3 separate regions of the Mus musculus genome follow, and regions 2 and 3 are each linked to region 1. A link is a loop called in an ENCODE intact Hi-C map of the cell type or tissue named here. Cell type or tissue: gastrocnemius. All regions are shown on one strand.

Region 1 (8,000 bases):
TCAATACTTACTGATTAATAACTGGATAAACAAAACATCATGTGAATACACTTGTTAAGTAAACCAGTTATCTAGATTTAAAATATCTCAACAAGTGTCAGCTGTCTTCTGACCAGAGTACCCTTAAATGAATTTTCTGTTAGTTCCTATCTCTAACCCCAGCATTTGGGAGGTTTAAAGCAGGAAGATCGCAAGTTTGAGGCCACAAGGTGAGTTCCAGACCACCCCGGGCTAGAGGAAGACCCAGTCTCAAAACAACAATGAAGGTTTCCTTCTTTTGTTACTAATGTGCATCTTGCCTTGGGAGGAAGGGATCTACTCAGAGCACTGAGGAATGATGTGCTGGGACCAGCTGTGAAGACCCACACATCAGAAGACAAAGTGGAGACAACACAAAAGGGAACTTAAGGTTTGATCCTTTCCAATTGCCTCAAATGGCAAAAGAGTGCATGTCCCTCAAAGGCAAGAAGAGCATTCACAGGAGTTCTTCTCCTTCCTCTGAAACACCGGCATTTCAGCACGGCAGCTCTTTCTAACCGTGTTACCAGGAAGGTTTTGAGACCGGAAGCTAGAGTGGCATATCTCTCTGAGGACAAGAAGAGTAAAGCAGAGGAAGTGGCAATCGAAGGGCTGAAGACAAAGCTTGGCACAAATACATTAGCACCAATGAGTCAATGTCCTTGTACCTTGCATTACACAGGAAAAAAATCTCTCACTATCTCTCCCAGAGGCTGATGCCAAACTCCAGAATCCAAGCGCTCCTCCTACCCCAGCCTCCCAAGAACTTGGAGGACAGATGCGTACCACATACATCTAGCATGGTCCGAATTCTTGAAAAGGGGGAATAAAGGGCACAAAGAATGAAGCAGCACTACCCTCACCCACTCCAGCACCAACAGCTCCCTTCTATGGTAAGCCTTCTTCCAATATCCACCACACTCAAAGGAAACATGGGAAAGGCAATACAGAGCACAGAGGATTTTTTCTCCTCCTGTACTTAACTACTTCCTTACATTTTCCAATTTTTCTACAGTGAGTTTCTTCCTTGTCGTGTGAAAATAATCTTTGTGATTAAAAGAGGGGGAACTAAAAAATCTACCCAGAGAACTAGGCATACTAAATCAATCCCCTCCTCCCCGCTGTTGTCCCCCCTCACATAAACACACACACACACACACACACACACACACACACACACACAGAGAATCCTCAACATTAGCTCTTCCCTGCTGCTTGACATGCAGCAGATGAGCTTAGCCTCTTCCCTGGCTTGCACTGTGTCTAACAGTTCATTCACGAAGTTTCTTCACAGCAGCTCTCGTTTGTATGTCCTTGGGTTTTCACACATCATGCTTGCATTCCTTGCCTGGCTTCTCCACCAAGACTGCATTATAAATATCTAACCTAGGTGTCTTCATTTCCTTCTAGAACAGGAAAGCCGAGGCCAAGAATGAAATCACTTGCCACAACATGCACCCCGGTATCTCTTTTCTCACCTGGCACCCCTAAGCATCATCTCTCCTTTTGAGCACTAGTGGCATTTTGACCCAGGTCATACTTCGCTATAGGAAGGGCTGTCCTGTGCATTACTGAGTGTTTAACAATACATCTAGCCTCTACCCACTAGATACCACCTTCCCCAACAAGGTGTACCCTCCCAAACTCCTCAGAAAATATCAATGTCTCCCTCAGCATGAAATTTTACCAAGCTGTTAACCACCAGTCTGAAAGATTCATCAAGACTTCTTCACGGCCTCTGCTCTATGGCAAGGCTCCATGTCCATTAAGCCACAGTGCATTAGAGAACATCAGAGGTTGCTTGTTCAGCTAGATTCTGCTTAAATAGCCCATTCCCTGTCCTCCTGAAATGTCCTATGTGATTTCTTTTTTAATGATTTATTTTTTATTTTGTGTGCACTGGTGTTTTTGCCTGCTTGTATGTCTGCGTGAGGGTGTCAGATCCCCCAGGAACTGGAGTGACAGACAGGTGTGACCACCATGTGGGGTGTTGGAAACGGAATCTGGGTCCTCTAAAGAGTTGCCAGTGCTATTAACCACTGAACCATCTCTCCAGCCTCGTAAAAATTATTTTTTTAAAAATGCTTTGTAAAAATACGCACATCTCGACAGGCAATGGTGGCACACGCCTTTAATCCCAGCACTTGGGAGGCAGAGGCAGGCAGATTTGTGAGTTCAAGGCCAGCCTGGTCAGCCAGGACTGCCAGGGCTACACAGAGAAACCCTGTCTTGAAAAAAATATGTGTGTGTGTGTGTGTGTGTGTGTGTGTGTGTGTGTGTGTGTGTGTGTGTGTGTATACATCTCAGACAGTAAATCTAGCAGTGTATCATCTCACTAAATTATACTAAGGATATAGAGAATATGTGTCCTCAGTGGGAAAAAAGAAAGCACAGAAAGTCTGGCAGCTAGAAAACACAGATCCTGTCTGACCTTTGCTCAGCTGTAAATTGTTTTCGATTAGTACAATTATTTATAGTGTTCTCTGTATAAAAATGAGTTTAAATCTACATATATTCTACGTAGTTGCTTCATTTGTATTTCTCTACAAATATATGTGTTACTTAAATTATTCAGAATAAACAGAATGATGTCTTCAGACAACATTAAAATCTGTAGCTGGTAATGTGCTGTTGAAATCAGTCAGTCTTCTTTCGAATCACTACCGTTCATAAAGTCAAACCTCTCCAAACTGGCAGACCTCACAGTCCTTTTTAAAAGCCCTGAGGTTAAGTTCCCTTGTGTAATTTAAGGCAAGCACATTCCCGTAAAAGCAACCCTATCCTCAAAACTCCATATTTTTCACTAGCTTTTTATAGCAGGTGTCCGAATTAAAGTATTTTTACAGCCTAACTCCTCCTAGCACCTTAAATCTGTAAAGGGTGGCTACCAAGTGGCCAGAAAGATAATGATCTTCTGGGTAAGACAGACTGATACTAACACCTGCCTAAATTACAACAAAATAGAATATGTTAGGAAATGTATTTGCTATTGTACCAATACCTAATTTATTCTCTTTCTAACATCTTTTCCCAAAGCCAGTAAATTGTGTGCTGTGAAATGGGACTGAAACAGAACTAGCTGTATTCACTGTAAAGGATAACAAAAAAAATCTAAGCAACTCCCTCCCCTAAAAAGTACAGCAGTGTAGACAAACTGAAATACAGTTCAAGTTAATATGATACTAGAATTAAGTTATGATTACTATTTGTAATGTTCACACTCCCTCTAGGATGATGTATCTGTTTCTTTCTACATGATCTCAATCCATACAGAAGAGGCATTTATTCCATTTTATAAAGCATGTTATACCAGAACTGTCTAAATGCTGGCCTGCAGTCTCCATTAACCTTCACCATGATGCACAAGAGAACAAACCGATCACTCAATAAAAAAGTATCCCCTAGATGTTGGAAAACTGAAGCCAGGGATGAAATGACTTTGCACACAGGGCCCCAAGTCTAATTTTTTACCTGGTAACCACACATGATCTCTCAACTTGGGTACTACTGACTGACATTTTGAACAAGATCATAGTTGCTCCACATAGCCCCAAATTCCAGTACTTGGAAAACATCAGAGTCCCCACAAGCAAAAGCAATAGGCAACACAAAATGTGGTTTTTAGAAAGGGAAGGTATAAAAATTTAATCAATGCAAAATGTTCATTTAAAAAGAAAAAGAAAAAAGTTTTTTACACCACCCGTAACTCAAACATTTTCTTTTTAAACGGGGAAGGCAACACCCAAAGACTAGATAATTTTATCTGTCTCAGCATTCTACTTATTTAACGGCCCAAGTTTTTAATGCCTTCTTCCCTGAAAGAAGTAAAGGTAATTTTATACTACCGTAAATACCTGCGACTGAGCTCTATGACTGGGGAGGAATTTTAATAGCATGGATACTGATGTATCCAAGCAGAGGCAGAAGACAGGTCACAGCCATGAATTAAGACTATTAGGGCCCAGTCCTAGTTCCCGAGAAATCACAGAGGATACACCTCCGAAGGGGGCACACAGGCACCAGGAGATAACCACACCTCTGGTCTAGTCTCCCTAAAGAACTCCCTTCATAAACACTCATCATCCTAGGAGCCTGGGAGTGTCTCCAGAGGGGTGCCTACTGCTTCTGAGTCGACGGGGGCGTTCGTTCGCGCGGAACCGGAGCCAGGAGTTGGGGAGCCACAGACACTGGTCCCAGTTTCGATGAATCGGGTCCCTTCGGGTAGGACCTATAGTCGTCTCTCCCCATTCCCTTCACCCATGGCCCTCCATCATGCTACATTCCGGCAAGCTGCGGTTCGGAGTTCCCGGGGCGCGCCCCCACGCAGACCCAAACCCCAAAAGTCCCCCACCCCCGCAAGAGCTGACCAGGGGTGAACGCGGGCCACGACCCTCGGCGAGTCCTGCGGTCCGGGCTGTTGCGGCGCCAGAGGCCGTCGGCGCGCAGGCCGCGGGGCCATAAACAGGATGTCGGCGGAGCGGGCCGCTGTTAGCGGAGCGGCCCTCCCTCGCCTCCCGGCAGCCCCGCCGCCTGGAAATCCCCGCCCCGGCCGCCCTGGCCGCTCGGCCGCCCGGCTCCGCGCCCCTCTCACGGTCCCCGAGCTGGCCACGGCGGTCTCCACCTCCCCACCGGGACACTCACCACTTCCGTGTGCGCCGGGCCGCGCGGCTCCTTGGCGCAGGGTCGATCTGGGTCAGGAGTCTGGCAGGCAACTCAGCCTGCCGTGCAGGGTCCGGCGTGGACACCCGCGGCTAAGGAGAGGCACCGAAAGGACGAGCGAGGCTGGGCGCGGACCCCGCGGCGCGTCAGCGGCTGCCGGCTACTCCGCGGCTGCGGCGGCCTGCGCTCTAAAAACGCACCGGCGCCCCGCCCCTCCAACTCTGAACGATCACGCCCCTTGTACGGCCCAGCCCCCGTGACGTCAGAAGCTGCTCCTACAATTGGACAGAGCCAAGACCCAAGACTGAGGACCTTGGAGTCCCCGCCTGCCCAGGCTCGCACTCCAGCAAGTGTCTCCGCTCGCTTCCGCTTACCAAGTAGCTTGTGAGAATTGAACTCAAACTGGACATACTGGCACACTTCTTTAATCCCAACACTCCGGGAGGCAGAGACAGGTGGATCTCTGTGAAATGACCTGTCCCCCCACCCCGCCAAAAAAAAAAGAAAAAGAAAAAAAGAAGAGAAGAGAAGAGAAGAGGGGAGGGGAGGGGAGGGGAGGGGAGGGGAGGAGAGGGGAGGGGAGGGGAAGGGAGGAGAGGAGAGGAGCGATGAAATCACTCACGCAGGGAATAAGAATTTGCCCTCTGGAGCAACCTGTGCCCTTGGAGGCATTATCCGTGCCCTGTGTGTTTACATCTGCCCCATCCCAGCCACTCTAGAAGATGGTTCTGGAAAGACTTGCCTAGCAAGAACGAAAGTCACTTTGTCAGTTGTTGCGATAAAATATTTGACAAAAGTAATTTAAGGAAAAAAGAGTTTATTACCCTGTACAGTTGGAGCGAACACAGACCATCATGATGAGAAGTCGTGATGACAGAAACTTGAGGTGGAAAGTCACATTGCGCGCATGCTCAGGAAGAAGAGAGGATGAATTCTTGTGTTAGCTTTCTCCTGGGTATTAAATCCAGGACCACAGTCCATGGAATGGTTCTGCCCACAGATAAAGTGGATCTTATCTCCATTACCCTAATCTAGATAATCCTCAAGGGCACAGCCAAGGGGATAGACTAGTCTACAGAATCCCTGCGCAAAGCAAGTCTTCTAGGAGACCCTAATCTAGGTAATGTTGAAGGGCATGGCCAAGGGGTAACCTAATCTAAACAATCCCTCACAGGTATAGCTGATCTCCTAGGTGATTCTAATAGTCAAACTGACAATACTAACCATCATGAGGACTTAACCAGAAACAAAACCTCCGGCTTCCACGAGTTTCTTCAGGCCCAGCCTCTGTTCTGTGGTGTAAGAGCTCCAAAAGGAGCAGGGGAGAGAAACAAACTATGGAAAAGAGTAATAAGAATTAACATCCATTCCTACCTAATCTGTGTCCAGTGCTTTTGAGTTTTCATTATCATAATCTTTCACAGTAGGTTTGTTCAGTCTTATCCTATCCACAAAAACAAAATAAACAAACAAAACCCTGTAGCTCTCAGGTGTCTTCCATTCTGGCATCTTAAACTTGTGGGGTGTTTGCCAGAGAAGACCTGATCAGACATGGGCTTAAGCCTTTAGAAAGACTTTCTTAGCTGACCAGCAACTACAGTGGGTGTTCAGGATCCCAGTGTAGACCGGAGTCTTTCTCAGGGTGAGCTTGTAAGCACAAGAACCATGCCCTGGGTTGACATACTTCAGTTAACAAGAACAGTTAGCCAGACGCAGAGCTACAGATGCCAAAAAGCAAGGTTAGCACACTCAGAGACTTTCCCAGAACCATGGCCTTTGATGGATTGGGCCTTTGTTTTCATTTTTAGCAGGTGGTAGTGTCTACGTGGTGAGTTTTATACCCTGAATAGCACTTCCATCATGGAGTCCGTTGTGCTAAGGTCTAGGGCCCTGTTACAAACCTGTGGTTTTTTTCATGATTTAGTGTGGGGTGCTCACAAAATTGTCATTAAGTAAAAGGTTTCTAAAATGTGTAACAACCCGAAGATAATTTAAAAATCAAACATAATGAATCTGAGGTATTTCTAGCCATGCCTGCCCATTGTGTCCAACTATGTCATTGCAGCCTTGGTTCTGAACACACACTTGGACCTGTAAGGACTGTCACAACACACACTGCCAGCAAGCAACACCTGAAGCACTTTGGCTCAGATGCACCTGTTATGAATTGTACTGTCTGTGTGTCTGTCTGTCTGTCTCTCTATTACTATATATAGAAAGCTTGCTGTTCTTATAAAAACATTTGTTATGACGAAGACTTTCAGTAATATTTCTCCCCTTGTTGCACACCATGCATCCAACTGCATATGTTTGGATTGAATTCTGTTAAAATGATTTCTTAAATTTGCTGCTTACAGGCTGCTGGGATGGCAAGATTATCACCAGGCCTGACAATCTGGCTTAATCCCCAGAACCCACATCATGAACCAAAAGATCTGACCACCAAAAGTTGTCTTTTAACCTCCACATGTGTGACATTACACATGACTGCCCCCACCCACAAATAAATAAATGTTAAAATTAAATTAAATAAAAAATAAAAGTCCTGTTTCAGTTGCTCAAGTTTCACACACAGAAACCAAAGTTTATCTTGCTTTGAATTTCAATTAGGACAGGATTCCCAGCAATTTCTGAAATGACATAAACATACTTCTGTGACCTTGTGATATCAGTGCAAAGAGGGGTCCTTAGCACCAGTGGTGACACAGACAAACATCAGTCAACTCTGAAAGACATCGAAGGTGCTCCGAGTTTACAGCATCAAATATTCAGCTATTTAATTTGTTGTTTAAAAACAAGCAAGCACATCTGTTCTGATAAGTGTTTGTCAGCGTGATGCGAACTTCAGTAATCTACGAAGAAAGAACCTCAGTTGAGAAAACGCCGCCACCAGATTAGCCTGTAGGCAAGGGTGTGAAGCATTTTCTTGGTTGATGATTGATGCGAGGGGACCAGCCCTCTGTAGGCAAGACCCCTGTGCAGGTGGTCCTGGAAGTTATAAGAAAGCAGACTGAGGAAGCCATGAGGAGCAAGACAGTAAACAGTGCTCCTCAGTGTTCTCTGGTTCATTTCCTGCCTCTAGGTTCCTGCCTTGACTCTCCTCTGTAATGGATCCTAATCTGTAAGCTAAAATAACCGTTGCTCCCTCAAGTTGTCTTTAGTCAACGTTTTATCATAGCAAAGAAAACATCAGTTTGATTAGTGAGAAAACTCACTTTTTAAATAAATGATAAAATTATATATGTGTGTGTATAAATATCAAAATTACTTTCAAAACACAATTCTTTTATTCTTCGTTTTTTAATTGGATATTTTATTTATTT
Region 2 (8,000 bases), 49 kb before region 1:
AATAGAAAATGCATGCCAAAGAGATGAGTCAAGGAACTCACCCAAGTTTACAAAAAATTATGGTATTGTAGCTAAGACTCCAGTCAGATTTGCTAGCTCCCTTGCCAAATGCCCTTTTATTAACTAATCTAATAATCTAATAACCCAGACCAGCTCAACAGCAATGACAACAGACAGAATTTCTTTCTCTTTTACAATAACATCAATCAGCTTTTAAATTTCTGGAAAAAATACTTTCCTAAAGGCTTCAAATGAAAATATAGCTAAGTTTATATATCAATTTTTGTTGTCTGCTCTGAGGATTTTTATTTGATATACGTGTGTGTGTGTGTGTGTGTGTGTGTGTGTGTAGAGAGAGAGAGAGAGGGAAGAGAGAGAAGAGAGAGAGAGGGAGAGAGAGAGAGAGAAAGAGAGAACGAATGAATGTGTTGTATTATTCTGAGACAGGGTCTACAGATCAGGCTAGTCTCAAGTTCATGGGTGACCTTCCTGCCTCATCCTTCCACTTTGTGCCAGGCTTAGCTTACAGTCATGTGCCACCACACCAGCTACTTCTAGACATATGTCTTTGACTGCTTTTTTCCATAATTTTCTTTATTTTTCCTTCTAAATAATCTAAACATAGGAAAGTTTTGAAAAACAGCACAAATGTAGAGCCAGCTTAAAATTATAGCTAATAAAGTTAAATTTAGAGAATTTAGGCTCTCCATTTCAGTGAATTTATAATAATGTACCCCTGTCTTCTGACTTCTAAAATAAAGATTACAACACTGTTAAATTTCTTTACATTAAATAGTAAGTGTTTAGTGATATTTTAGAGAATGGCTATCGATGATCCTCAAATCTAATAAACCATCAGACTCTCTTAGGAACATTTTTTAACTTTTTTATGAGTTACTTACTTTTGTTTCATGTGAATTATTGTTTTGCTTGCAGTTAAGCCTATATGAGAGTGTTGGACCCCTTCAAGTTACAGACAGTTGTGAGCTGCCATATGGGTTCTGGGAACTGAACTCAGATCCTCTTAATCACTAAGCCATCCCTTCAGCCCCATCTTAGGAACTTTTTAAAAACATGTATTCCTCCTTAATAATTACTCTATACCTACTAAATTAGGGTCTCTAAGGATAGAAACTTAGGAGCCAGGTAGCACATGCCTTTAATCCTAGCACTTGGGAGGCAGGAGAGGCCAGCCTGGTCTACAGAGTGAGTTCCAGGACAGCCAGGGCTACACAGAGAAACTCTGTCTCGAAAAAAACCGGGGGGGGGGGGTGGGGGGGGAGGGTATCTCTCTAGGAAATTCTGAGCCCTTAATCCTGAAAAAAAAATCTAACCAGTTCAAAACTCTGAAGGCAGATATACAGGTAACAGCTGTATAGCAGCCACAGTTATACCATCCTCTCCTCTGTGGTCTCCCATGATTTCTTCCTATTGATTTCCTTTCCCATCTTCTGAAAGGTAGAAGCATCTAGCATTGATAAGAAACTAGGAACATGCACTCTGCAATTACAAAGCAGCAAGGCAGAGTCTGCTCAACACTCACCCCGGCATCTTCTGAGCTAGTCTATGTTTAAAGCTAAAAACAGTAACTAAAACTTTACAGACTGGGGGCTAGAAACACGACTCAGAGCTTATAAGAGCGCTTGTTGCTTCTGCAGAGAACCTGGGTTCAATTCCCAAAACCTATAACTCCAGTTCCAGGGGATCTGCACTGTCCTCTGATCTCCATGGGCATCAGGGAAGCACTTGGTGCACATACATGCATGCAGGCAAAACCAAACAACCCACCATAGAATGGCTGGGTAATACCAGCCTAGTACTTCCTGGACTAATCACTCTGCATGAAAGAGCTAGACCACAGCACTAGCCCTGTGAAGTGCTCACCCCACCCACGGTTTATGTTTTAAGAAAGGTTAAAGTAGTTTCCCAAGTTCATACTGCTAGGAAGTGGCAGACAAAGGCGATGAGCCTATATCTCAAGATCTTCTCTAAATATCTACCAAGTAACCTACAGTACCCTGAGTCCTTCTGCTTTCAGAAGGCTGGCTTCCACTCCAGCTGCACATGGCAGCCAAAGCATCTACTGGGGTCTCAACGGAAGAAGAACCAGAAGACTCTTGGATTTTCTTTAGACTGGTAGAGAACATAAGCATCAGGAAAAGGCAGCAGAATTGGTTCCTACAATAGTAACAGCTCTTTGTACTCAATGGACGGTCCTTCTGAAAAATGAAATCTTCAGCCTTTGAAAATGTAGGAAAAGTGACTGTTCCCGATTGTAGTTTGGGACTTCCCTAATTGAGCGATTGGTGAGAAACTGTTTCAAAAATAACCCTGCATCACAAGTATTTCCTACGTTTTAGCTATTCCACTGCATAAGGTAAAACCAGGCTTCCTCTCAGATATCCTGGATTAGTGCAGTGGCCACATAATGGAATACTTCAAAGTAAAGATGGGTGATAATATTGTTGTGCTGGGAAATTAGGCTTAAAGTGGAACTCCTGCCCATGTCAGATTTCAAAGGCAACAAAAGGGAAGTCTGTTGCCATGAGTTTACTTAACACTAAGGCTCAGTTTCAGTCGAATAATTTTTATGTGCCTACCACATATGGATAGGTGATACTTTATCTTGAACTGAAGTGTTATGGAAGCAGAATCAATCTTGTAATTCTAGATAAAAATAGATTAGACAAGGTTCCACAGTAGAAAATATCATGGGGCTGATATGAACAGAAAAATAATAGATATTAAGACAGGAAAAAAGAGATCAGATTACCTGCAGAAAATCAAGCCAGGCAACATTCAAGCATGAATGGGGTAGGGGCTCATAAGGCCCCACCCCTAGCTGAAGAGCAATATTGACAGTTGATGGCGGCTGTTGAAGAAAAAGTCAATTTTCTTTGGCTAAAAGTTCTTAGCAGGTTACCCATACTCCAGTAGATGGCCCTGCACCCGAGCACATTCAGAGAGCACTAAGTGGACTCAGTAAGTTATAAAAAATATTTAAATGATATGAAGGTGGGCAGGGGAGACACAGGGAAATGTGATGAGGAGGGATACAGGGGAAGAGGGACAGGATAGTGGAGTATGGATATGATCAAGATAACTGTATATATTTATGAAACTGTCAAAGTATAAGCAAAAATCTTTTTAAAGAAAGAAATTATGTGGGGCTGGAAAGATGGTTCAGCAGTTAAAAGCACTTGCTGTTCTTACAGAGGACCCATGTTCTGTTCCTAGCTCTCACATGGTGGCTCACAACCATCTGTAAGTCCAGTTCTAGGGGACTCAATGACCTCTTCTGATTTCTGTAAGCACCAGGCATGCGCATGGTACATAGCCACACATAAGAGCAAAAATATTCATATGCACAAAATAAATAAATCCTTTTAACAAAAAATTTTTTAGAAATTTTGCTTCTGTTTATTTAAGTAAACTAGGTGTCCTTTTTCATGCAAACTAGAGATTACTGAAGTCTTATTATTAGGCAAGGAGTTATACAGACTTGGGTATGAATAAATACTTTCCACAGTTAGCATAATAAGCTTTGGGTTCAATAAAAATTGAATTCTACATGATGATTTAATGTAGTAATGATTCCAGATACAATGCTAATCTTTGAGTTGACAGTTTTCTTTTTCTTTTTCTTATTGGATATTTTATTTATTTACATTTCAAATGTTATCCCTTTTCCCAACCCCCCCCCCATACACACACACTTTTTACAAATTTCTAAGAAATTAAATTGACCCTAGCATTTGCAAATCCTCAGACATTGAGGCAGGCACTAGAGATTCAAAGATAAGCATGATTCACTTTACAAAAAGTAAAGTTTAACTAAAGCCAGGTAGGCAACAGCTCCAGCCCAGTAACTAGAGGTAGGGAATAAAGGCTTACATTAAACAAGGGACTGCTCCTGCTGTCAGACTCTTCAGCAGCTGTGCGGGAGGACACTGGCATAAAGTCCTAGACTAACCGAGACATAAACAGTTGGGCGAGAACAGACACTCTGAGAAAGAACCACTAAGGACTTTAGCAAAGCAAAAATATCTGCATGGATATCTTTAAAACACAACTATAATATTTAAGTGGTCTTTTCCGAACACAAGATACTAAACAAGACTATAATCCCCCTAGACTTTGAAGCAGCACGCTGAATTCTATTAAAGACCAATCTAGGCCACAAACAGACAAACAAATTCTCATGTAAGTTTGTACTCCACTTGGTAAATTAATGTAAGTCTGAATCCCACTTGGTAAATCTTATGCAAGTTTGTATCCCACTTAGCAGTTGTTGGTGTGATTTTTTTGAGGCAGTTTTTTCACCTGTCTCTTCAGTGAAAACTGAAAATAGCAGCACATCTCTACCTTATTTGTAGAGCTGAGAGTCAATGAGTCAAGATCCCCGGTTAAAGTGAGAGTAAACGCCAGTCCAGTATCAGTCCCTGAAATCCCACTACAATGAAGCACCTACTCAAAGTATTTATGTAAAATAAAGTAAGGCTTTTTAAATTATTATTTAAGGATCAAATCTACAAATTGGTGACAGGAGAAGACAGGAGAAACTTCAGCTAGCATTTGGGGACAAGAAAGTGGATGTGTGGGAAAAGGACTTAGCCCATGAGCACAGAAGTCCAGACTCATACTGGCAGAACAGAGGACCAAGCCAACGGAGCGAGCATCAAGGTGTCAGCGTGCATTCCTGGAGTGCACTCACCAGAACACAGTAGCAAGTAGAGAAGAGGCTGAGAAAAAACCTCTGAGGAGAAGAATCCTGTTTCCAGCCTTCTGCCCTCACAAAGGTTTAGCGCAGCACTATCCTGTACACTTCTCCATGATAACAAACTGTTCTGCACCTGTCCTGTCTAACAGCTGGCCACTGAGCACTGAAAGTGGGGCTACTGGCCCAAAGAACTGACTTAGTGAATATCAATCACCTCAAAATGATATGAGGGTTAAGGGTGTCACTCAATGATGAAGCACATATTCAGCATGAACAAAGCCTTGAGTCTAACCATTAGTACCAAAACAAACAAAGCCAAATGGTTGCTATGTGGCTAGTAGCTGTGACTAAAGAATAATGAGTCTACAGGCATATTTTCTGGGAAGGATATGGAGACTAGAGATGCCAAGCAAGCCAGAGGGACCCCCTAGCACATCAAACATCTGTACATAAACTCTGGGTGCTGCAAACTACACCCTCATTACAGTCTCAAAGATGTGGCAGCCACTCCCCAACTCTAGAAACAGGAGTAATGGCACCATCTCACCAGAAGAGACCTCAGAACACTAACAGCTAATAGTTCAATCCAGTCTCACCAATGAAGTTCAAAGTTCAGAAGCCACAGCCACAAGCTCAACACCCACCCCTAGCAAACAGCTAAAGTAAACAGCTGCCTACAGAAAGCAGCCAATGCAGACAGAGAAAGGCAACTCACAGTATAAAAGGGGGGGGGGGGGTGCTCCACAGAGAATGTGAAACTGTTCAAATAGATAAAAAGAAAAATTGCCAAGAAGGGAAGAGTAGTTTCTTAAGTGGCATTTCAGAAAACAAAACAACCACTTAAAAAAAAAAAAACGGAAATGAAAAAGGCAGACTGAAAGGGGCCTTTCGGAACTTTCTAAATTGATGTAATGTTCTGTTGTGTACACAACTCTCAAAACAGCACAGTCACTTGGGTTTGTACACTCTGGTGCACACAGATCATACCTTAATTTTTACAAGCTTAGCTGAAAAGTCTGGTCAAGGTTTAGCCTTAATTGTTTGTGTCTGAAAAGAGACAAGAAAGGAATAAAAAGAGGACTAGTCCAGATGGTGACAACTCTTAGTTCCTAAAAGAAAGACAAGAGATGGCAGAAGGATGAAAATCATCAGCAAAGACTAGCAAGAATCATTTCCCAGAACACAAGTCCAAAAGTAGCCAGCAGGAAAGGGCTGATATAAGAGAGGAAGACAGCCCTGCTCCGGGCTTTCCTGAGATTCACAGAACACTAGGAACAAGTCTGTAATCTCCTGATGAAGAATGGAGCATACCATACGCTGACGATCAAGACGTTAAAATACTTAAGAGGCCTTAAAACAACTGCACTGCAGAGAAAACAAGGACACCACCATCCAGGGTCCTCAAAATTCTCAAGGTAAAATTTCCCAACCTAAAAGCTCATACGCAGCCAAATCACCAATTTCGGATAAAAAGGCAGAGTCAATCAGTATTTATGAAATATCTCAAAAAAATTTCCAAGAAACTAATAAGCAATCAGAGTCCACACAAGAAATAACCAAGCAAGACAGGCTCCAGGAATTGCTGGGTTAGAGTAGAGAGCTCAGGATGGGAGCTGTGGTAGCCATCTGCCATAACCGTTAGTCCATATTAAGACTGTGGTGTTCAAGAGAGAGAGAGAGATGAAGATGGGGGTCTGTGTTAGTCACAGCCCACCATAACCAGTCCACACTTCAGACAGTGGTGTTCAAGAGAGAGATGAAGCCAAGCACGGTGGTACACATGCATTCCCAGCACTTAGGAGGCTGAGGCAGAGGACCAAGAATTCACTGCCAGCCTGGGCTAAACAAGACCCTGTGAAAGAATGGGGTAAGGAGAATGTTTTCTTGAAAGCTGTCATCAACAAGATCCCTACAGACATGTGTCAGGGGCCCAAAGGTCTGGGTGGCTCTGAGCTACATTCGTAACTAAACAAGACTTTTCTTTATAACAGCTTAGAGAGTCAGGACTCTAGTTTTCTCTCCGTGTCTACTCTCTGACTCTATGAAGAGCATCTTACTAAAGTATTCTGCTTTACTTATGGTGGAGAGTTGGACAAAAGCTAAGAAGAGCTGCCCCTCCCCTTGACACCTTCTCCCATTCCAAACAGCTGTTTCAGTCCTCCAGGCCCTCAAACTCTGAGAAGCCCTGCTCACATAGCTACCTCATTAGAAGGTTTCTACATCCAATCTAATCAGATGCAGGGGTACTGACTTTCATCGGGGGCATGAAGCTGTTCTAGGAGCCTCTGTCTAGCAAGGGCACACAGCCCATTCCTTACATATACTGGGGCTTGCACTTACTTAAGAAAAGAAATGACTAATGAAAAGGGTAGGTATGGCTGCTATCCTGGAGAAAATGTGATAGAGTGGGATACCTGGTGACTTCCTAAGATACCAGCAATATCCTTTTTCTAAATCTGACTGGTGGACATGTGGGTATTTTTCTTTAATTGTAGAGTTATACTTCAAGTAATCTTCTGTATGTTGACATGGTTTTCAAATTTTAAAAACCCCCTCCCAACTGAAGACAGTAGCACAGCTTGTAATTCTAGCACTGGGAAGGTTGAGGTGGGAGGACTATGAATCCAAGGCCAGTTTGGGCTACATGGTGAGGGCCTGTCTCAAAGAAAATAGCATAAAAACAAAGACATTAACAAGATGCTATATTTAAAGCTCTGACCCAATGGGACTGGTAAGTAGACATACATCAACACCAATTACCTTGTCCTCTCCAGCTACAAAATACTGTGTGTTCCTTTAAAGGTGGTTTCAAATAGTAGCAACCTTCTAAATTCTGACAGAGCAAGAATTCCCTTTGCCAGTTTGTCCTCTTTCACAGTCAGTGTGTGCTTCCTGTAACAAACTGAGGACAGAAAAACAGAAACAAAAACAAAACAAAACAAACAAACAAACAAAAAAAAAACCATTACTTTTCCTAATGATGTTCCTCTTCCAGACTTCAAATGACTCCTAAGAAAATGGGGACAGGATCTGACATATTATACTGTCTCAGAAGAGTTCTTAATGGGATGTTCTTCCAGAGATGGGGGGAGGAGCACTGGGGAAAAAAAAGGTGCTAAAAAAAGGACGTCCATGATTAACAGAAAAGTTGCACCATGAGATCAGGAAGTGTATCTCTATGGAACCTGCAGTCTTCCACCTCCAGCCACCATGAAATGCTTCACCGGTGTCCAAACCTCCACCTATGTCCTCATCAACCTCCAATAGGGTGGCTACCAGC
Region 3 (8,000 bases), 65 kb before region 1:
TGGTTGGGAAGAGAGTGAGAGAGGAAAGTTGAAAGCACCAGCAGGTGAAGGCAGTCTGAGCAGAAGCATCAGCGTGTGCAAAGGCTGGCAGTGAGAACGCTCGTCTGGGGAAGCCTACATTATTCCTTTTCACACTGGGCATGAGCAAAACTTGCTAAGGGCACAGCTGCATGCCTTTACCAGGCACGGAACTCTGCTTTCAAACACAAAGAAACTTGTTCTAAACCAGGAAAGGCTCATAGACTTAGAGCCCTTTAGAGCAGAAGAGATTTTACTGGTCCCACCAGGCCAAGGTTCCTTCTATGGGGGCTACTGCATAGACACTTTTAGTACTTACTAATCTGCTCCTACAACCAGGATGCCATGACAACCTATAACCATGGCAAACGTGTTTACCATTCTTCAATATCTGCTGCAAACAGCACTATCCAGAAAGCACCATCTGAAACAGCAATACTAGTGTATCTCATCTTCAAGCTGACCTCCAGTGCTGTAGCTCAGATTTGTAAGACAATCTGAACTCTGAGAAACAAGGTTAGCTACAGGATTCTTAGACAGTACACAATTTTACTCTGGCATTTTGCATGCTGAATTAATACAATGAACTCTTAGAGAACTGACATTCTAATAATAAAAAATAAGTCACACAGCATTTAAAAAGCATGCTCAGACCTACACTAAGCAACTCAAGCATAGCACTATGGATCTACTTTCAAGAAAGGATGGCTGCCCCTATTCATGATGACAAGTCATTTTGGTGTTACATTTGTACAATGGCTTCATCCAAGAAACATTTCAAAAATAAGCCAGACTCTGATTTACCTGGTCACTTGTAGAGAAAGCAGAAAAGGAGTAAAATCATTCATTGGCTTCAAAAACCAAGTCAAGTTTCTCACTACAAGAGAACATCTGCTGTGCCAAAAACACGGGCCAGCAGTAATCATAGAATGTCATTTAAAAGACACACTTTACTGAGAACTTCAAATAATTGTCAAGCTTAGAAAATGGAACCAATAAAGATGAGCAACCCATAGTGTCTAGGTGAAAAGCAGTGAGCTTGTCTGCCTATTATACAAGCAAAGATGTAAAAGAAAAATAGCCGTCATTCAGTGGTAGAGAGTTACTTTGTTGGTTTATGCAGGACAGAAATCAGAGACATTCTACAGACTTCTCGATTCTTTATCACCGTCTTATGTATGTGGCAGTATCTCTGATAGTTTCTGACTGATGGACAAGTAAAACAAACAAAACAGTTTTGTGAGTCTAAACACAGCCAACTCAAAACCACTTCCAAACAGGCAAAGTTCCAGCACCTTCTATATGACAATCCACATAGCTCCTGAAGTTTTAATATTTGTATAAGGGATACAGAGACTACTGAATTTTAGATGGAAGGCAAAACAGAAAGTGAACTAGACAGTTCTAATGCTCCAGAACGCTATCATCAAGTGTACCCGAGCCAAAGGCCAATGCCAGCTTTGTCTAGCAAAAAGACTGAGTCATAACTAAATCAAGGATAAAAATCTAAACAAAACACTGCATGTCCTAGGTGATTTCCACTGCAGAGACTATCTTTCCAGGTGCCATGGTAGATGCCTTTTAACCCCAGCACTTGGGAGGCAGATGCCTCTTTGAGTTAGAGTCCAGTCTGTTGTAAATACTGACTTTCAAAAAGATAAGATCTAACCTACAGTGAGTTATTTTAAGGAATCAAAAACCTTTCTAAAGCAGAAAATAGCAATACAATGTTGACAAATTCAGAGAAAATGAAAAAATACATATATATAATTTCGAATACTCCAGGCTGGGAGCCTGCTGGGAAGAACGCAGAATAAACAGAATCCTGGTCCCACACTGAGGAATAGTCTGCTGAAGGTTAAGTACAAAGGCTGGAGTTCTAGTGACCTGAATGACTTGAATCTGGCTTCCCTGGCAAGTTACTTAACATCCTCAATATTCACAGTACAAGTGAAGAGATAAAAATAGGATTTATTTCACAGGACCGGCAGGAGCTAAATATCACAAAACAGAATTCAACTCTCAGGAAACCTTTGATTTTGACCATAATTTCTGTTCATCTGATTATGGTTATGGATACAGTTCTGGTCAAGGAGGAGCCCCAATATGCACAAAGTGACTTCACAAATTATGACAGAGTAAACCACTGGAACTTCAATCTGTAGGAAGTCTGAGCTATGTTGGGCTAATCAGTATGAGGGACAGCAGTCCTAATGTGCAGCTCCGGACTCAAGGACCTTGCCCTTTCCTTCAGTCGCCACCACCCTGTCTTCTCTGGCTGTTTAGTAGTTTTCAATCTAGCATCCACCTCGGACACTGATGTCATTGCAAGTCTTCTAAAGGTACTGTCAAAAAGAACCCATCAAGCTGGGTGTGCTGGCACAGGCCTATAATCTAGCACCCAGGAGGCTTGGAGGCTCACAAATTCCAGACTAGCATAGGCTACAAAGTAAGTTTGAGGTTAACCTGTTCTGTACAGCAAGGCCCTGTAGCAAACAAACGGGAGCTGCAAAGTCATTAACTGCCCCACCCTGACTATGCTCCAGCCCACCCCTCCAGCATGGCAGCCACCCTAGAGGAATAGCAGTGTTCTGCTTCCTCAACACAGGCCTACCTTGCCTGGACATGGAACTTTCTTAAGGTCTTCACACACACAGGCCAGGAAAACCATCTGCTGTCTTCCAGTTGCACGACCAGTGCCTCCTACCCACAGCATTACAGAAAGACTTTCTCTGTCTCTCCCGAGACCCCAGCACTTCGTTTCGAGATGGGTAACATTCTGCTGAGAGCTCAGCAAGAAACCGTAAAGCTGCTGGATTCTAGCCAAGAGAATGACATAATATAAATACAAAACTTGCATTTTTCCCTGTCAACGAGTCAGAATTATAGCTTTTCTCTATGCCATTCCTGTCACACAGAATCACTTACTTCTAACTATAGCAGCGATTCCAGGAATACCACACAACAGTAAATGCTGCTTCATTTACAATAAACTTCTAGGGATGAGCAAATGATCAATGCCAAGTCAATGGGTCGGCTCTGCCTTGTTCCCAAAGAACCTGCTTTAGTCAAAGAGGAGGTCTCTGACAGAGCAAACAGTACTTTGTTTAATTAAAGTCAGTAAGTGTCTTCCTAAAAGCCACACTGCATCAAGATGCTGGGCAGCTCCATTTTGCTTTACTTTCCCTCTTTTAAACTAATTAGCATTAATGTATCTATAATGTTATTAAAGAGGCCATGATAAGATTTAGAGAAGCCATCTCCACAGTTCTCCTCGAGGTCAAAACTATGGTGGCAGAAGTGGATAAGCAGAAAGGGGAAGCAGGGCCAGGCTTGGCAGCACAGCCTGTCATCCCAGCACTTAGGAAGAGGGGGCAGAATAACCATGAGGTTGAAGGCAGCCAGAACTCCAAGGCAAGTGCCAAGCCTGGATTACATAATGAGGCCATGTCTCTAAATGGTGCTGGGGGAGGGGTGGAAGGGAGACGATGGACAGATACCTGGTCTCACTCAGCACTTCCTAGACACTTATCTAAAGTACTTGAAGCATCTGTCCCATAACAATAAAGCCTAGCATTTATTTACACATTCTGTCCCTAGTAGAGGCTTTCAAATCTTTGACAATATTGAGGATTCACAGTTCCTTCAACACATGAAAAGGCCTGGCTTACGACATTCCAGGGATCAACTGCCAGTAAGTAGCACACCTCCTTGTCCAATGCCTTGCTGGATTCCTCCTGGAAAAGATGCAGGCTGCAAGAGATCCAAAGACAAACAGGGAACACAGCATGTTCACCAAAGCCTTGAGGCTTACTTCCAGCTATTAAAACAAACAGGAGCCTCACTATCTGGAGGAACACTTAGTAGGATGCCAAGAACTGGCAGTAGGGAGTGTGTCGTCAAGAAGGCACAGTGTAAGGCTTGGGCTTGGATGTCACCTGGGAGAGGAGCAGCTCCCAGCCTGGAAACATCAAAACTGAGAAGGGGAGATAGGTGTACAACTGTTCTGGAAAAGAGCGGGAAGAAAAGAAAGGACGCCCAGCATGGCATCAGCCTGGACCAGGAAGATGGGGAAGGAGCACATAGGAAAAAACTGGAAGGAGTGGATATTACGGAAAAACAGGGAAGGCTGCAAAAAACTCTGCGCCAGCCTGTCCCGGAGAGACAAATGGCCAGGTCTTGCCTAGTTTTGAGCAAACCTTCTAGGATCTCAAGACTCAAGTTCTGCAAGGTGAAAAAGTACTGGATGGGCTCTAGGGCTCCCTACCAATGGAAGTATCTTCTGCATAAGCGCGAGGAGCTCCGTTCAGATTTCCAGCACCCATGGAACAGCACGGTAGTGCCCAGCTTCCAGGCAAGCACAGGAGAAGGGCAGAGAGGAACCCATGGTGCTCACTGCACAGCCTAGGGAAAATGATGCCTGAAGTTGGCCTCTGGACTACACACACATGTACATGTGCAAACAAATGTGCAAGTCCATACACAGGGGAGAGGGCAAAGCAAATATGGGAAAGTATATTGTGCCACAAGTTGACAAATTTTTACTAATGTTATTTCAACAATGTCATGAAAACAAGGTCACAGAACCTTGCTTGCCGTCAAAGCCCTTGGCTTTGCCTGAAGGAAACCACACTTTGACCACTTGGCATTCTCAGGTACAAACCTGTCACTTCTTAGTAGGTAGGGGGAGAATGAGAGTGAGGGGACGGCCCCCACTGCTGGCACCACAACCATGGCTCATCAACACCACCAGCTGGGCACTCTGCTTCCTGCATGGTTCCCTGAACACTCAGTACCCAGAAGGGAAGACTACCTCAGCCCTGCAGCCTTGTGGAAGACCACCTAGGAGACCCCGCAAGCAATTCAGACAGATGAGGAGCTGGGAAAGTCCCCAGCACATCTACTGCGATCTAACATAAGTTGGCTGCTGCCTCAAAATAAGATTTAAATAAGAAAGTCAGAGAAAATGGAAGAAAAAAATTTCCCTCCAGGGACCCCAGCATTTCTCAGTCAAGAAATTATGATCAATATTTATGGTTACACTTCTTTCTTCTTCCAGGCTGGAGATCAAACCCAGGGTTCCACCCAGTCAAAGCAAACACATCCACCACACACACACACACACACACACACACACACACACACACACACACACACACAGGTCTTAAACTAACTGCAGTCACAGCTCTGAGCAGATGGCACTGGTGCCATACAGAGCACCTCAAGGCTCCAGCCTACTGCAGCAGCCGGTAGAGCTGAGACCACCCTTCTCTTCCCTACTCCATACCCATTTCCTTCAGCACAGCTGCAAGTTCACTCTTTATATCTGCAGTGAGACTGCAATCCAAAAATGCAAAAAGGAAAAAGAGTCTAACCCTCACTGGGTGCCATTCACTAGTTTCAATGCTACCCTATTTTCTTCCATCTAATATTCTTTTAAAATGCTGAAGACTGAAAATAGATTTCACATTCCACTAAGGAACAAGGATCTACAGTTTGAAAATCACTAGTATAAAATACTCAACAAAATTACAAAGAGTAAATTTTTCCCTATTCCCATCTTTATTTAATATGTGCATCTGCCCAGCTGAGTATAAAACAGCAAGCCACACTTCCTCTGGAGCTCACCTAATTGTTCTTCACCCACACTAGGAAGCTAAAGACACTGCAACATAACTTTCTGGGTAGGGCCTGAACACAAGAGAACTCCGTCTTCACTAGTGTCCCCTCCTAGATAGTTACCTTCTAGGGTCAACCATGGTTCCCCAGAGCGCTAGAAACTACATCTCAAGGCTGGAGACCCATTTGAAGTTCTGCCAATTGCCCCTATCCTTACCTGTGGTGTATTTCCACATATGGTCACACTTCCCAGTGAGTCTTGACAGAACTTGACAAGCTCAAACTCTATGTTATTTACCTTGCATCTGGTCAAAAATTTGACCATACTTCAACCATCTTTCCACTGGAAAAGGGAGAGCAGTCTAGTGTGTGGCTGTCAACAGGAACTATGGGTGAGTTGTGAGTTCTGGGTGGCAAGTGGTATAATTAGAAGTCATTAATTATTTCTTAACTAGAAAAGGTACCCAGAGGCATCTGTCCTGAGGTAAAATTAACTTAATGAGACACTTTGAGATCTTGTGGTGAGGTTCCACATAGGTCTACAGCATGCCTACATCTATCACTCTGGTCAAAAACCTTGGTCTATCTAACAGATAACCCTTCAATTGACTGGCTATTCCATTTACTTTTTCTGCTTTTTGGTTGAGGGTGAAGGACAAGGCAGGAAAATGATACAAACCCCAGCCACAGTGTGTCTGGTCTGTATTTTCTATGGAATCAAAGTATAAAAAGAGGACGAGGATGGATGGTTTGAAGAAAACATTATGGTAGGGTATAAATGCCTAACTGGGTTAATATAGCTAGAGAAATACCTCACTGACTCCTGCACCTCTTTAAATAACACAAACGCAGAGTCATCAGGTAAAGTCTGCATGCAGCTTAGTGGGAAGAACAGAACACAGTAAAATAGTCATCAAAGCCACACCTCCTAATGAGGCACAGTGACTGATTGCCAAATGTACAACACACCTGACCAAGACCAAAGAGAATGCTGTCAGTGAGCACAGAAGGTGCTAACAGTCAAACCCAAAAATTCTGAGGGGAACCAACATGGGGAATTTGGTCAGGACAAGAAGAACCTTAACACCTTGGTTCAAGCAGCTTTTAATTTTCTGCAAATGAATTTTCTCTTGCAATAAGGATAATCCTAAGTGTTTAGTTTATTTTTTAATTCTGTAGAAGATAAATACAGATGATAGATAGGTAAGTGATAGACAGATAACAGATATATATGGCAGACAGATATGTCTGGCAAAATACCTGGCCCATGGAAAGAATGCAATGCTCTGACCACTGCAAAGGAAGTGGATAGAACATGAATGGAGCCTTTAGGGATGGGAAGACACAAGAAATGTGAGAATACAAGCTGATTATGGGAAATACTCTAAACAAGAAAACTAGGAAGAGAACAAGAAGACAGAATGGCAAAGCATAAAACCCTGACTGAGGCTGAACAGAAGTATACAGAGATCAGACAAAACTAAGGGAGAAGTCTGGCCCAGGTTCCAGAGGAGCCCAAGTGCCCACTAAGGAATTGGCCTTTTTCCTACAGATCCATCTCCTGAGAACATGCAACCCCCTTCAGCACAAGCAAATCCTGTATGCATACACGTGCTGTGTGAGGGCAGGGACTCAGAAGGTAGCAGGGAAAGTACATGCACAGGATTCTTGAAGACTGATGAAAATGGCATGCGTCCTTCCAAGCATCACTTCACTAACAGATGCACATCCGTTGCACTACCATGCTGAGAGCTCCCCTACCCCACAACCCCCACCCAACCCTGGCACCAGCTCTGGAGTAAATATCCAGAGACAACAAAAGTGAGCTCAGCAAATAACCTCAAATATCATTTGTATATTTCACTCACAATGTGCACATGCACGCACGCACGCACGCACGCACGCACGCATGCAGGCACACACAAAACATTTGGTTGGATAAAATAAAATGAGACGCTAGAGGTTTTCTGTGAGTCAAGTGTAAATGTGAATGAGTCAGAACTTTCCCACAGCTTTGGTCCTGACTGAAGGGCAGGGTTGGGGCTTCACTGACAGACAGTCTAAGACAGCATTCCACAGCTGGTGACTCAACCTCCACTGATCCTGCAGCCCAGATATGCATGCTCGGGAGGCTGCTCCTAGGAGTAAGTGAATTACTTTTACCACACATTCTCCTAACACAGAGTCAGAAGTCAGAGGACAGGACATCTACTACTCAGTAGTGCGGCTCACCCAGACCTAACCTTCCTACCCAGAATTCAATGCTCTGATAACAAACAGACATGCAATCTTTTCAGATCTCTGAATATGGCTGTGTGTACAAAACTTATGTTGAGTGAAATTGTATCTGCCTTTGTTGGCTC

What was found. A loop is a pair of places that touch in the nucleus more often than their neighbours do. Peaks named below come from ENCODE experiments on the same cell type or tissue, not always from the same donor. Only the 100,000 strongest peaks of a DNase experiment are listed, where the experiment ranks them.
Region 2: a loop joins it to region 1, with 2.2 times the contacts of the local background. A loop is called at or near these places in 9 of 42 quality-filtered maps.
Region 3: a loop joins it to region 1, with 4 times the contacts of the local background. A loop is called at or near these places in 15 of 42 quality-filtered maps.

The regions. Positions count from the first base shown.
Region 1 is chr4:101,260,383-101,268,382 of GRCm38, forward strand. It overlaps Jak1 (Janus kinase 1), which reads right to left and starts at 4,900. Exons shown (of 25, transcript NM_146145.2): 1 at 4,660-4,900. In gastrocnemius, no CTCF peak of the experiment used is centred here; a DNase peak (open chromatin) is centred at 4,909; H3K4me3 peaks cover 3,572 bases; H3K27ac peaks cover 5,061 bases.
Region 2 is chr4:101,211,821-101,219,820 of GRCm38, forward strand. The region is part of intron 1 of Jak1 (Janus kinase 1); the gene reads right to left. It also overlaps the pseudogene Gm19063. Among named protein-coding and RNA genes, the nearest start is that of Gm24468, 29 kb to the left of the region's middle. In gastrocnemius, no CTCF peak of the experiment used is centred here; no DNase peak of the experiment used is centred here; H3K27ac peaks cover 3,354 bases.
Region 3 is chr4:101,195,144-101,203,143 of GRCm38, forward strand. All of the region lies in intron 1 of Jak1 (Janus kinase 1), which reads right to left. Among named protein-coding and RNA genes, the nearest start is that of Gm24468, 12 kb to the left of the region's middle. In gastrocnemius, a CTCF peak has its summit at 3,379; DNase peaks (open chromatin) are centred at 3,415 and 4,759; H3K27ac peaks cover 3,720 bases.